3 separate regions of the Mus musculus genome follow, and regions 1 and 2 are each linked to region 3. The links are chromatin contacts, found by Hi-C or POLR2A ChIA-PET in ENCODE. All regions are on one chromosome and are shown on one strand. Each heading gives the region's core, a stretch centred on a gene start or an enhancer-like site at or near the end of the contact. The rest is flanking DNA. Distances are from core to core; before and after follow the strand shown.

Region 1 (4,171 bases), core at 1,305-3,804, 1.5 Mb after region 3:
AGGTAGCTGAAATAGGTGACATTTACTTTAGTACTTTACCAAACATTCGTTTTTACTGTCTTTTAATTATTTAACACATATACTCGTGTGTTTCCAATGAAATATAAGTAATTATTGAAAATAGGTCCCAGCTGCTATAATCATACTTGAATTACTCTAAACATATTTTTCAATTGATTGTTTTTAATGGTTTAGAAGTAAAACATGCTAATTTTCTTTGAAATAGTTTAAGACTGATATATCATATACAAATCTAGCTTCCACACTCTTTACCCAGATGCCCCATGTTAACAGTCTATCACACTTTGTACCAGGCGTCCAGAGATATTGCCTAGTATACAGACATGCCCAATCTGCTCAATGAGCAGTGTGTTAATCCAATGCTGATTGCTTGATTTTACTTTATTTTTTGTTGAGATAAGGTTCACTATATGGCCCAGGCTAGTCTGGTACTGTGCTCTTCCTGTTTGGATCCCTTGAGTGCTGGGCCAGTTCGATGTATGTACTACCACACCCAGTCTTAGTATAGCTCAGTATATAGTGAGGAAAATGAAAGCACTTTAGATGATTATACTTGTAGTAGAATAATAGGAATAATAGGAATTCAAATTAGAGTAACACCCCCCTTTTGGAGACAAGATTTTTCTGTCTAGTCCTGTCTGTCCTGTAGAACTCATTCTGTAGACCAGGCTGGCCTCGAACTCACAGAGTACTGGGATTAAAGGCATGTGCTACCACCGCCCAGCAATATCCCTAATTTTATACTTTCTACTTTCTTAAAAGAAAATCAGTTTGTTTTATATTCCTACCAAAATAGAGACAAAGTCTAACCATGGGACTCTCCAGACCGAATAACTGGTTTAGAAATGTACGTTTGTGTAGATGACGGCAGGGGAGAACACGTGTGTGCAGAGGTTGGAGTTGGAATTAGGAGCCAAAGGGAATGGTTTCCATCGATAGTCAGAGCTGCTCCAGCACAGCTTCCAGCCAGATGAAGGCAGATATTTACTTTCCTGATGTAAGTGGTGGGAGCCAATGGCTCAGACACAGGGTAGAGAAACGTGCAGGGGGAGAAACGACACGGAAAGCAACAGGCTAACGGTGACAATCATGCTGAGTGTCATGATTAAGGCCATCCTGTATTCAGAAATTGTCAGGCCCTTTAAAGTCCCTCAAAATTCTCAAATCCATGACAGACATATTGTACTTCTTACTGTACAGAAAAGGAAACAAAATTTATTCAAGATCATTCAGTTGTTACATGGCAGAAACAGGATTCAAAAGCAGGTTCAAGCCAGGCATGGTGGTGCACATGTTTAGCTCCAGCACTGGAGGCAGAGGGCTGTAAAGGCAAGAGGTTCTCTGTGAGGTTAAAGCCAGCCTGGTTTACAAATCAAGTTCCAGGATCGTCAGGGCTACATAAAGAGACATGTGTCAAACAACAGCAGCAACAACAACAAACTCAAAGGCAGGTCTGTAAATCCAGAATGCACCCCACCCTAAGCTGAATCAGCAGTGAAGAAATGGCCCCTTTGGCTGACACCAGGAAGACTTCAGAATAATCCTGCAGCACCAGGAGAAGTGCCCATCTTCCACCTAGAGGGGACTTCTCTCTTCCAAATATATTGCACACAATATATTGCTAATTATTAGGTACTTATGATATACCACACTTTTACGATATACTAGACTAGTAGGGTTCAAGCACAAGGCTGGCTTTACAGCTTTGCAAATAGTTCATTCAGTCACATAGGACCCTATATTCATACTGATCTAACCACACACACAGGTCTTTGTTTGCTTTTTTTGTTTTTATTTTTTTTTCTCCGTGGTGCCATGTACACTAGGCAAGCTCTCTATAATCCAGTTATATCTCTAGGCCAACAACTTTACATTTGAAATGTGTTTGTCTATGAGAACTCAAGGGATAGTAATATCTGCCCTCTCACCACAGATCTTGTCACGCACTCAATAAGGTGTTTGTAATGTTCCCTTACAACTTAGTCCTAGTGGACCTGCATGGGTGCAAAGCCAGAGTCAATGCTGCAGGATTCCACAGACTGTTGGACAGTGTGTGCAGGGGTCAAAAAGTAGAAGGTGCCGGGCGTGGTGGCGCACGCCTTTAATCCCAGCACTCGGGAGGCAGAGGCAGGTGGATTTCTGAGTTCGAGGCCAGCCGGGTCTACAAAGTGCCTTCCAGGACAGCCAGGGCTACACAGAGAAGCCCTGTCTCGAAAACCAAAAAAAAAAAAAAAAAAAAGTAGGAGGCAAGTGAGGACACAGGGACAGTACAGAAATCCATAACACATGCCACCCTTAGTCTGACAGAGAGCTTGGCACACTGCGGGCTCAGTCACCACAACAAATCGACGCTCACCTGGCCCGCAGTGTCCTCCCACTTGCAGGAAGGCCTTCTTTCCACTCAGGTTCGAACACAGGTTTAGTCTCCTGCCAGTCTTTTCTGATAGCTCTAGGCCAAGGGAGAGCCGGGGTACCGCCCCTCCCGGAGGCCCGCCCACCACACGCACAGCCACGCCCACCAACGTGTACTCACGCGAGATTTCGTCCTTGTCCTAGTCCGGCTGCTGGGCGCCGGGAGCGCTCTTTTCGACGCGGCGGAAGAGGTAAGCGGTTGTTCACTGTGGCCGCTCAGGTCTGCTGCGGGCGACGGGGCCGCAGGGCGGGGTTCTTTGGGCTGCGGTCCGCGCGGAAACGGCGCTCTTGTAGGGCCAGAGCAGCGGGCCGGAATCCCGCCATCCGCAGGCCGCACGAGGCTCCGGGTCGCTGTTGGGAGAGGCCGAGGTGTTCTGGGCCTGGAGGGCGTTTTTAGTGCCGTGTAAGGGGTCGCGTGCTGCCTGCGCACATCTCTTAGGTTACGTTCCGAAAGGGTCTTGCAGCGGGCCCACGGCGCATAGTCGACGCAGCTCACCACGTGGCCTCCAAAGCTTGTAGTCTCGGAACTGTAAAGTAGCGTACAGGTGGGAGTGATTCCTAGGAATTATCTTTGATTTACTCACAGGCATATCGTTGGGGCGACCGGGTCAACCTTAAATTTCAGTTTTGGTGGGTTAATTTAAAAAAGCAATTCATGTAGCGGGCATTTTGCAATCTAAGGTCGTAGTCACCCTGTTTTTCTTATCCTCGAAAGTTGTGATTATTTTTAGTTCTAGGATTTTGTGTAGCCTAGGAAAACTGTAGTCTTTTCTCCTTTAGTACATATGGCCGTTTTGCCTGCCTAATATTTCTACACCACGTGCACGCAGTGCTCACAGAGCCCAGAAGAGGACATCGAATCTCTTAGGACTGCTTACAGCTATTTTTAGGCTGGCATGTGAGTTCTGGGAGTCTCATCTTAGTCCATTGACAGTATTCTATTCATTTCTTTTTTGGGGGGGGAGGTTTCGAGACAGGGTTTCTCTTTATAGCCCTGGCTGTCCAGGAACTCACTTTTTAGACCAGGCTGGCCTCGAACTCAGAAATCCTGCCTCTGCCTCCCGAGTGCTGGGATTAAAGGCGTGCGCCACCACGCCCGGCCATTGACAGTATACTTAACTGCTAGGCTATCGTCTCAGCCATAATCTAAAGGTTCTTTTACACGTTGTTAGGATTACAGGCCTGTGACCATTTGATCAGTAGTGATTTTTGAGCCACTATCGCCATATCCCAACTACCCGAACTCTGTTTCAGTGTCGAGTTCGCAGCCCAGATTGGAATTAGAAATGCTACTGTGAGGCTAGGTGGTGGTTAAAGCCATGTCGGGTTTTGGGGGTAGATTTAGTGAGAAAACAAACTGCATTGGAATGTGGCTTCTTGTTTTCACTCACATATTTAAAGAAAACTATGCCATATGTGTGAGGGTACTCTGGAAGACAAAAGATCACTAACAGGGAGCTGGAGTTAACAGGAGATTGTGAGCAACCCGATGTGGATACTGGAAACAAGCCCACTCAGAGGCTTTAAAGTAGATATAAAATGTACTATCCATAGGGATTTTACAGAAATTCACACAGTGGGAAGGAGTATGCTGAACTTAGACTGCTGGTACATCATTGAAATCTGTGATTGCAGAAAATTGGGAAAGGCCGCGAAAAGTGATGGCTCAATCAGAAGTGAATTCTGTCTGTGTGGCATCGGATAGAGCTGGAGATACTGGAGACCAAAGGTAAGGTAG
Region 2 (3,789 bases), core at 1,252-3,751, 1.5 Mb after region 3:
GACCAAAAGCAACTTGGGAATAAAGGGTTTATTTCAGCTTGTATATCACAGTCCATCAGTAAGGGAAGTCAGGGCAGGAACTCAAATGGCAGAAACATGGAAGCAAGGAGCTGATACAGAGGATCTGTCTGCATGGTAATGTGCTGGTCATTGGCTCACTCCAACTACTTTCTTATCCCATCCAGCATGACCTGCCCAAGGACGGCACCGCATACAATAGGTCTGGCCCTTCCACATTAATAATTTATCAAGAAATTGTATTACAGATATGACTATAGGCAGATGTTATGTAAGCATGTTTTAATTGAATGTTCTCTCAGTGACTCTAACCTGTGTCAAGGAGATATAAAAGTTAACAGGATACTTTTTTTTGGATGACCATTTTTAAAAATCCCTATGGGATAATTATAATGGCTTAAGTACTTAGATTCCTGGGTCTCCTCTTCTATTGCTAAGGCTGGGTGCTGCTGATATCCCCCTTAGACCTTCCTCCTGTCTCTGCAGTGCTGGGATGGAACTCCAGGCTTTGCACATACATGCTCATGTTTCCACTGCACTACAATCCCACTCCTCTTCTCTAGAACTTAAGAGTTTTCTTTAACATGCTCCTATCTAGAGGAATGTGCTCTGTGAAAACTGGTGTCATTTGAAACTCTTTCCAAGTAATTCTGCTATCAACCTGTTCCTAGCACAGCATGCCACGATCTTAACTGAGATGAGTGCACATCTCCCTGGTCTCTTTACAGTGATGAGGCAGGCAAATGTATTACTGGATATTTACTGCTAGCTTGAGCTCAGATGCTGCTAAGGAGCTGTCCTCTATGAATGACCTTCACATATGCATCTCACCTAGACTAGAGACTATTTATATTCATATAGGGATAGCTTTTCCTTTAGCTTTTCATTATTACTCGTCTTTTGTAGACAGGGTCTTAATAACTGAGTGATAGTAGCTATAGTTTTAAAAACTCTTAATGCTCAAATATAACAACTTAAAAATACTGTTTCAATGAGCTGCTTGGGTCACCTGGTAGAAACTACACCCCCACCCCCTTTTTTTTTCTTTTTTTGAGACAGGGTTTCTCTGTATAGCCCTGGCTGTCCTGGAACTCACTCTGTAGACTAGGCTGGCCTCAAACTCAGAAATCCGCCTGCCTCTGCCTCCCGAGTGCTGGGATTAAAGGCGTGCGCCACCATGCCCAGCTTGAAACCATTCCTTTTCACAGAGAATTCTTTATCACAATTGTGGTCAGGACAAGTATGATCTTATTCATCACCTCATCTCTTTTGTCTAAAAAACTGTCTTGCATCTTATAAATAATTCAGCGTGGACTGAACGAGAAAGTGACTAATCCATATACAGTACTACATGGCAGACCCAGTCATGACTTCATCGAAGAACAAATGTCAAACAGTAGTAATTGCTTGAATTGAAAACCTTTTCCGCACTCGGGAGGCAGAGGCAGGTGGATTTCTGAGTTTGAGGCCAGCCTGGTCTACAGAGTGAGTTCCAGGACAGCCAGGGCTACACAGAGAAACCCTGTCTCGGAAAACAAAACAAAACAAAAAAAGCCTTTTCCAATACACTCCACTGAATTCTTAAGAAAATACTCCTGAGGATGGTTGAGGCTCCAAGAGAGGAACATTTTAAGTTGTCCTCCATAGGAGACAAGTATTCCTCCTGCATCTATTAAGTAGAATCCTGTTACCTGGCTTGTTCACTAGTCATTTCTACCCATGTGGACTCTTCAAGTTCTGTGTTTTAAGTGTCCAATAATGATGGACACAGTAGGGCTTATCTTGATAGATTTCCTTCTAAGGATTAGGCAGTATCTGACACACAGTAACCAAAAAATTAATAGATGTGGATGCAAGAGCCATTCATTAGCAAAAGGCAGAAGCCAAGTTTCAAATCCCTTGGGCCTTGTTAACTTTATTCCGTGTAAGGGGGTAATAGCCACCACACGTGGCTGTACTATATGTACGTGTGGCTTAATTACTACCCAACCGCCGAACACATTCTAATGTAAGACTGACGACAACCATTCGCTGCTGTAGGGTTTATTGCCTAGGCTGGTCTTGAACACGAGGCATTTCTCCTGCCTCAGCACTGCCTTGCATGTGCTGGGATTACAGGGTGAACTAACACTCTCGAATGAGACTGCCATTTTTTTCATAGCTTGAGTGTAGGAAGAGTACCAGAAGAGCTACGGGTGGCGGATGCCTCAGAAAGGCCGAGCTCTCTGTAGGGCCGGCCTCGGGGCGGTTTAAAGGGCCGGAAGGTTCGCCAGCCTGCTCGCGGCCAGCCAGAAGAACCCTGGCGGGCCTCCGTCACTCACCTGACAGCGTGTGTGGTCTGGCCTCACGACACACAGGCACCCGCACCCGGCCGGCTACCCAGCAGCCGTTTGGGTACCTGCGGGACAGCCATGACCCGGCTCTCGTCACTTCCGTCATTCAAACGGCCCGCCAATGGCGGGATCGGACGGCGGGAACCAGCTTAGGACCGCCTCCGCAGGGGCCGCCCGGAAGGCCGCGCCGTGCCAAGCCCCCGCCCACCTCCAGCTCGGCGCACGCGCAGCCCCGCCCACGTGCACGCACGCACGCACGCACGCGCAGCTTGCGCAACGGGCCATTATCCCTCTCAACTGTCAGGGTCTTGTCCCACTTGCTCTGTGGTGTTTTGTCGCCGGCAGTCAATCCTGGGTCGGGTTCAGAACATGAAGGAGGATGTGTGGAATCGGCGGAAGACTTGGACCAGGAAGTGCAGTTCACATACTATACTCTGACACCGAGACAACTCAGACTACCTTTATTTATACATCTAGTTTTCCACGTCTCTTTTAAGAACTTCCTATGTTCAACCAAGTGCACACTGTACTTCCTTCTCAGTCGCCACGGTTTCCTGCTAACCCATGAACAGTATCAAGAAAGATGAAATATAGATTGAGCACGTGGCTAATATCTAACCCAGCACATTGATACATAACCAATTGAGGATACAGTACAGAGAGGCGATAAACTACATACCCGAGAAATTCTGATTTAATTATTGACACCTAGCCTGTCCCCTTAGGAAATCTCATTCCTCTAGTGCCCAGGGCAAATTAGTAAACCGAGTCAGTTGCTCATCCTTGCTTGGTGTAACCTCTGAATATTCCTGTTAAGTCTTGGAACCAACAATCCAGAAAGACCTTCTTAAGCTTTTAATACCCATGTAACTATTGTTTGGAACAGCACTGTAGGGCAAATTGTTGGAACTAAGTAACCATAAGGAGAGAACATCTGGATGTTAGCTGGTGTACACAGACTAGGCCCTCTTGTTGACCAACCGCATCATTATTAACAAACACAGGAGTAGTGGTCTATTCCACTTTCATGGCCTCAGAGACAAATAGGAATGAATCACAGTCCAAACTTTCTGATTCTAGAGAAACATCTGTCACAAACAAAGTAAAAGCAAATACTTCCAATAACAAAGTCAAACACACAAATGCAAGGCAAAAGCGAACCAAGCATTCCTTGGGGAAAGGCCAGGAGATTCTGTTCCAATATCCCATAGGTCTTTGCCATGTGGGGACCCAACTCCTCAGGCCTTGCCATAAGGAGATCCATCTGCATTAAACTCATGCACCATTCCCAGCAGAGGCATGTTCACTTGGTCGCAAGTCTGGAAGAAGAGGTGTAGCAAGCACTTTTGGTTCAGTTGCCTGACACCCCTCTGTCATTTGCTGACCTGATGACTGGACAGCTCTACCCAGCTGGCGTCTTGGGCAGAAAGTACTCAAG
Region 3 (3,982 bases), core at 674-3,173:
TGAAGGTGTTGGTAATCTCTATGCCCTCTTCCTCATCAGCTGTTAAAATTACCCAGAAAATTTCCTGACATCCCTCATTATTCAATTTTCACCTGTTTTTCTAGTTCTTCTTTATCAACTCTACCTTTATATAATCTCTGCACATTCGAAATTACCCTCTGGTGTCCGGAAATTACCTATTGTCTTGTCACATACCTTAAAAAACTTGCAGTGCTTTCTTCTCTTAAATTCCTTCAACACGCAGCTAGCTTATCTTCCTTTCAAGATCCTATCTTCCCTAATACTGCTAATCAATCTCCCCCAGACGCCTCTGGTATCAAAACCTGCAGCGCAGTAATTATCTAATTAGTACAGTGCTTTGCTCCTTCTTCAGAGTGGGATTTCTATTCAATTCCTTCCTGTAACTTTAGGACCAACGGTCGGCTAAGTACAGGAACATTTCTAAAAAGAACTCCAGTTTTCTCACATTTAATTCTTATTTCTTCCTATTGGAGCGTTTTCCAAAAGACTGAGCGCCACAATCCACTCTTAAAACATCAGTGACTAACTAAACCCGCAGGCTTAATTTTCCCGATCGCTTCTCCAGAGCAACTTTTCCATACAGAGTCTAGTAATGGGAAGTGGGAATGCCCGGGCTCCGCCTGCAAGGGTCGCGCAACAAACAGAGAGGCACGGCAGCAAGGGCGAAAACGCACTCTGGGGACCACGGACGCCTCAGCGGCTGCCACTCTACAAACCTGCACACCTACCTGTTAGTGAGTTTCCGAGACGGGCCGTTACGCTCACGTGACCGACAGAGCTTTGTGTTAGCGGGCCTGAGAGTGCACCAGCCAGGCTCGGGACAACGCTCCAAAGCACCGGCTGAGAGGACAAGGGAACGCAGGGTGGAAAAGGAGGTGCTCCAGAAAACACAGTTGCAGCCTCCGGGAGTGGCACGCGGCCTCGGGCAGCCCGCCATCCTGCGGGACGAGGGCTGACGCCAGATCGCGGGCCCCCTGAAAAGTGAGGCAACCCGGAGAGCCGTACAGGCCCACCTGGAACCCACGCGATTGCCGCCCCTTACCGAAAACTGAGAATCAGAAGCCGCCGAGACCGAGGCTGCCGCCATCTTCCCACCTGCGCAACCCCAGACGCCGTCCTTGAGCTCCTCCTCCGGATTCGACAGCCGCCCGCCTGGGGCAAGCGGAATCCAAGTCCCCGATGGAAGGGGCGGGCGAGCTGCGAACCCTATAGGAGCCTCGGTCTCGCAAACCACAAGGACGCCACACTCAGCGCGCACGGGAAAGGCAACGCGTCTTGATAGACGCCTTCCAGTGACCAATCAGAAAAGAGGACAACTTCTGGTGGCAGGGAAGAGCCCGCCTCCTCTCTCGGTGACGTCACAAGGTAGCGCATCGCGGAGCCTGCGGGAACGGCAACGTCTGAGTTGACAGACGGCTCTGGGAGCGTCTGAAAAGGGATGGATTTTCTGGATGAGGAAGCAAAGGCTAGGGCTTCTGGAACCTTCAGCGCCTGCTGAGGCGGATGACGGAAGCTGAATAAAGGAGAATGGAAAGTTGACATACTCCATCAGCATCCCAGGAATAAACTCCAGAGAGCGTTGCTTCTCCATTTGATGTACTGACCTTTCGGCCAATGACAAACAGAAGTAGGAGGGGCTTAAGGATATGGTCCAATGGAAGCCAAGGACTGAAAAAAAGCGGCGTTTCGTGGACCCCCTGGCCAATGGGCTCAAGCGCACCAGCCAAACGACGACTGGCCGTGGCTTGTGGGCGGGATCTTTTCAAAGCGGATTTCGCGCTCTGAGAGCGGCGGCTTCCTATTGGTTGGTACTTTCTCTCTTTGTGGGCGCTCCCTGCCGAACCTAGGCCAGGGACTGGGCGGAGCTTTCTAGTGACGTAAGGCTCTCTGTAGCCAATCGTAGAGAGGGACGCGAGACCGAGGAGGAAGCGGAATCCACCGCCTAGCTCCCGCTTCGTCTCCCTCCGCCGCGGTCCGGGCCTAAACGGGAGCGGCGGGGCGGGCGGCAGTAGGTGTCCCGGGACGGCGGCGGAGGCGGAGGGAGACGCAGGGGACCCGGCAGTTACCGGGACTGGGCCACAGCAGCAGAAGAGCCCGCGGGCGGGGCAGCCGAGTTCCCGGAGGCCCCGCCTGAGCGCGCGCGGAGGAGCCGGAAAGCAGGATGGCGGCGTCGGCCTTGTACGCCTGCACCAAGTGCACGCAGCGCTACCCCTTCGAGGAGCTCTCGCAGGGCCAACAGCTCTGCAAGGTCGGTGGGCGCCGGTCGTTCAGCGCACCGCTCCCCGCCAGGGCCCGGGCATTATATGGGCGAGCCCCGTGTCGACCGCGTCCCGCCTGCTCGCAGGTTGGGCTAGCTCGGCCGCTTCTGGCGGTCTCGGGTGGGGCTGAGCCAAGCGGCCACCAGTCCTCCGTGTCGCAGAGATTGGGTGCAGACTCTCTCATCCCAGCTTTGGCAGGGACTGCCCTCTCCTTCCACTGGGAGGCAGGGCCCGTGTTTGCACTTTCTTGCTAGCAACCCGAAGCTGCAGAGCTGATGGCATTCTGCTTCCCTGTCCCGGAAAGCGAAGCGACTGGTTTAGGAACAGAGTGCTCTCTGATTTGGAGCTCCTCCCATCCCATAAAAGCCGGGATGCTGTCTGTGAGCAATTGTACAAAATAACTAGTAGTTTCACATGTAAACCACCCCTGGAAGTCAGTCCTGACAGCTTCCTTAGTTTCTCTCTGTTCCATATACCCCCTCCGCACCCCCCCCCTCCACTAAGGACAAAAATATCCCCATGGAATTATACTCTGCCTGACGGCTGATGTGATAAGTCACCCAGTTGTTTACGTTGCCAGCCAGGTTTTATTGACATTTCAGGCACTTGACTAAGTCGATTAATTTCTACCAAAGAGTGAGATTGGGTCTCTGAAATAAATACTGACTTATGTATTATCTTATTACAGGAATGTCGGATTGCACATCCTATTGTAAAATGTACTTACTGCAGATCAGAATTTCAGCAGGAGAGGTTTGTATACTGAGCAGTCTTTCATTGTTACAAATTCGTATAAGGAATAATTAGGGGTTGTAATATTTGTGTTAAAGTGCTTTGAAAAACTGATTTGTTTTTGAAATTTAAAATTTAGAGCTACTATGTACAGTATGAGAGAAGACATTTAACTAAAGAAATTCTGGTTTTACATGTGAAAATAAGGGATAAAATTGATAGATGGAAAATGTACACTTCTGCCAACAGTCAAAATATAAGCAATTACTTTTAAACTTTTTTTTTTTAAATGGGAAACTGCTAATTAACCTGAGGAAAGAGCTACAGTGTTACTAACTGCCTTGGAAGACTGAAGTCACTGCCTTAAGCAGTGTGATTAGCACAGATGTTTTTAACAGGAAATCCCTCTTTTAGAGGACACAGAGTAAGCTCAAGAGAACAAGTCCTTTTATTACTGAGTATGTGGACATGACAGTGGAGACTGTGGACTGGGGAGTGCGGTGGGCCCTGATGCTGAGGATGTGCAGTCATGGTGGTGAGGGAGCATTAGAGCCAGAGGGAAGGCATTAGAGCTTCCGCTTTATCTTCTTTATAGAAAATATGCACTGAGCTGGGTGCCTATAAGCATAGTGTTTGGAGGTGGAGGCAGGAGAATTACTACTTAGAGACTAACCTGGGCATATGTCCTGAGACCTGTAGGCACTGTGTAATACATAAATTATATATGGAAAATTTGTCTTTAATAAAACTAAATTTACAGAAAACTATTCTAAAATTAGTACTGTTTTTGAGAAGACACTCATTGTTAATTAGAATAAGCAATGTGCAATCTTTGACTCGACCATTTACTTTAGGTCAGAATATGTTAGCTTACCCTGGAAAGCTACATGAGTGTAATCATCTGAATAATTTCCTTTTCAGTAAAACTAACACAATTTGTAAGAAGTGTGCTCAAAATGTCAAGCAATTTG

What was found. Hi-C counts contacts between places; a loop is a spot of excess contacts on that map. ChIA-PET counts read pairs that join two places held with the same protein, here RNA polymerase II (POLR2A).
Region 1: POLR2A ChIA-PET joins it to region 3 with 12 read pairs in embryonic stem cell. The contact joins the promoter of Taf1d here to the promoter of Fam76b in region 3. A Hi-C loop is called at or near these places in 1 of 37 maps with a recorded cell type or tissue (regulatory T cell). POLR2A ChIA-PET finds 5 or more read pairs at or near these places in 3 of 5 experiments (all embryonic stem cell).
Region 2: a map of T-helper 17 cell shows a loop between it and region 3 (6-fold over the local background). The contact joins the promoter of Cep295 here to the promoter of Fam76b in region 3. A Hi-C loop is called at or near these places in 2 of 37 maps with a recorded cell type or tissue (T-helper 17 cell and T-helper 2 cell). POLR2A ChIA-PET finds 5 or more read pairs at or near these places in 1 of 5 experiments (embryonic stem cell).

What each region holds. Positions count from the first base shown.
Region 1 is chr9:15,303,660-15,307,830 of GRCm38, forward strand. It overlaps Taf1d (TATA-box binding protein associated factor, RNA polymerase I, D), which reads left to right and starts at 2,555. Exons shown (of 7, transcript NM_029248.2): 1 at 2,555-2,624; 2 at 4,069-4,162. The coding sequence starts at 4,095. 4931406C07Rik (RIKEN cDNA 4931406C07 gene) reads right to left here and starts at 2,508. Exons shown (of 9, transcript NM_001199485.1): 1 at 2,378-2,508.
Region 2 is chr9:15,355,287-15,359,075 of GRCm38, forward strand. It overlaps Cep295 (centrosomal protein 295), which reads right to left and starts at 2,502. Exons shown (of 27, transcript NM_176976.4): 1 at 2,340-2,502. The coding sequence starts at 2,457.
Region 3 is chr9:13,825,793-13,829,774 of GRCm38, forward strand. Fam76b (family with sequence similarity 76, member B) reads left to right here and starts at 1,924. Exons shown (of 10, transcript NM_176836.4): 1 at 1,924-2,269; 2 at 2,968-3,032; 3 at 3,933-3,982. The coding sequence starts at 2,183. It overlaps Cep57 (centrosomal protein 57), which reads right to left and starts at 1,315. Exons shown (of 11, transcript NM_026665.4): 1 at 1,064-1,315. The coding sequence starts at 1,108.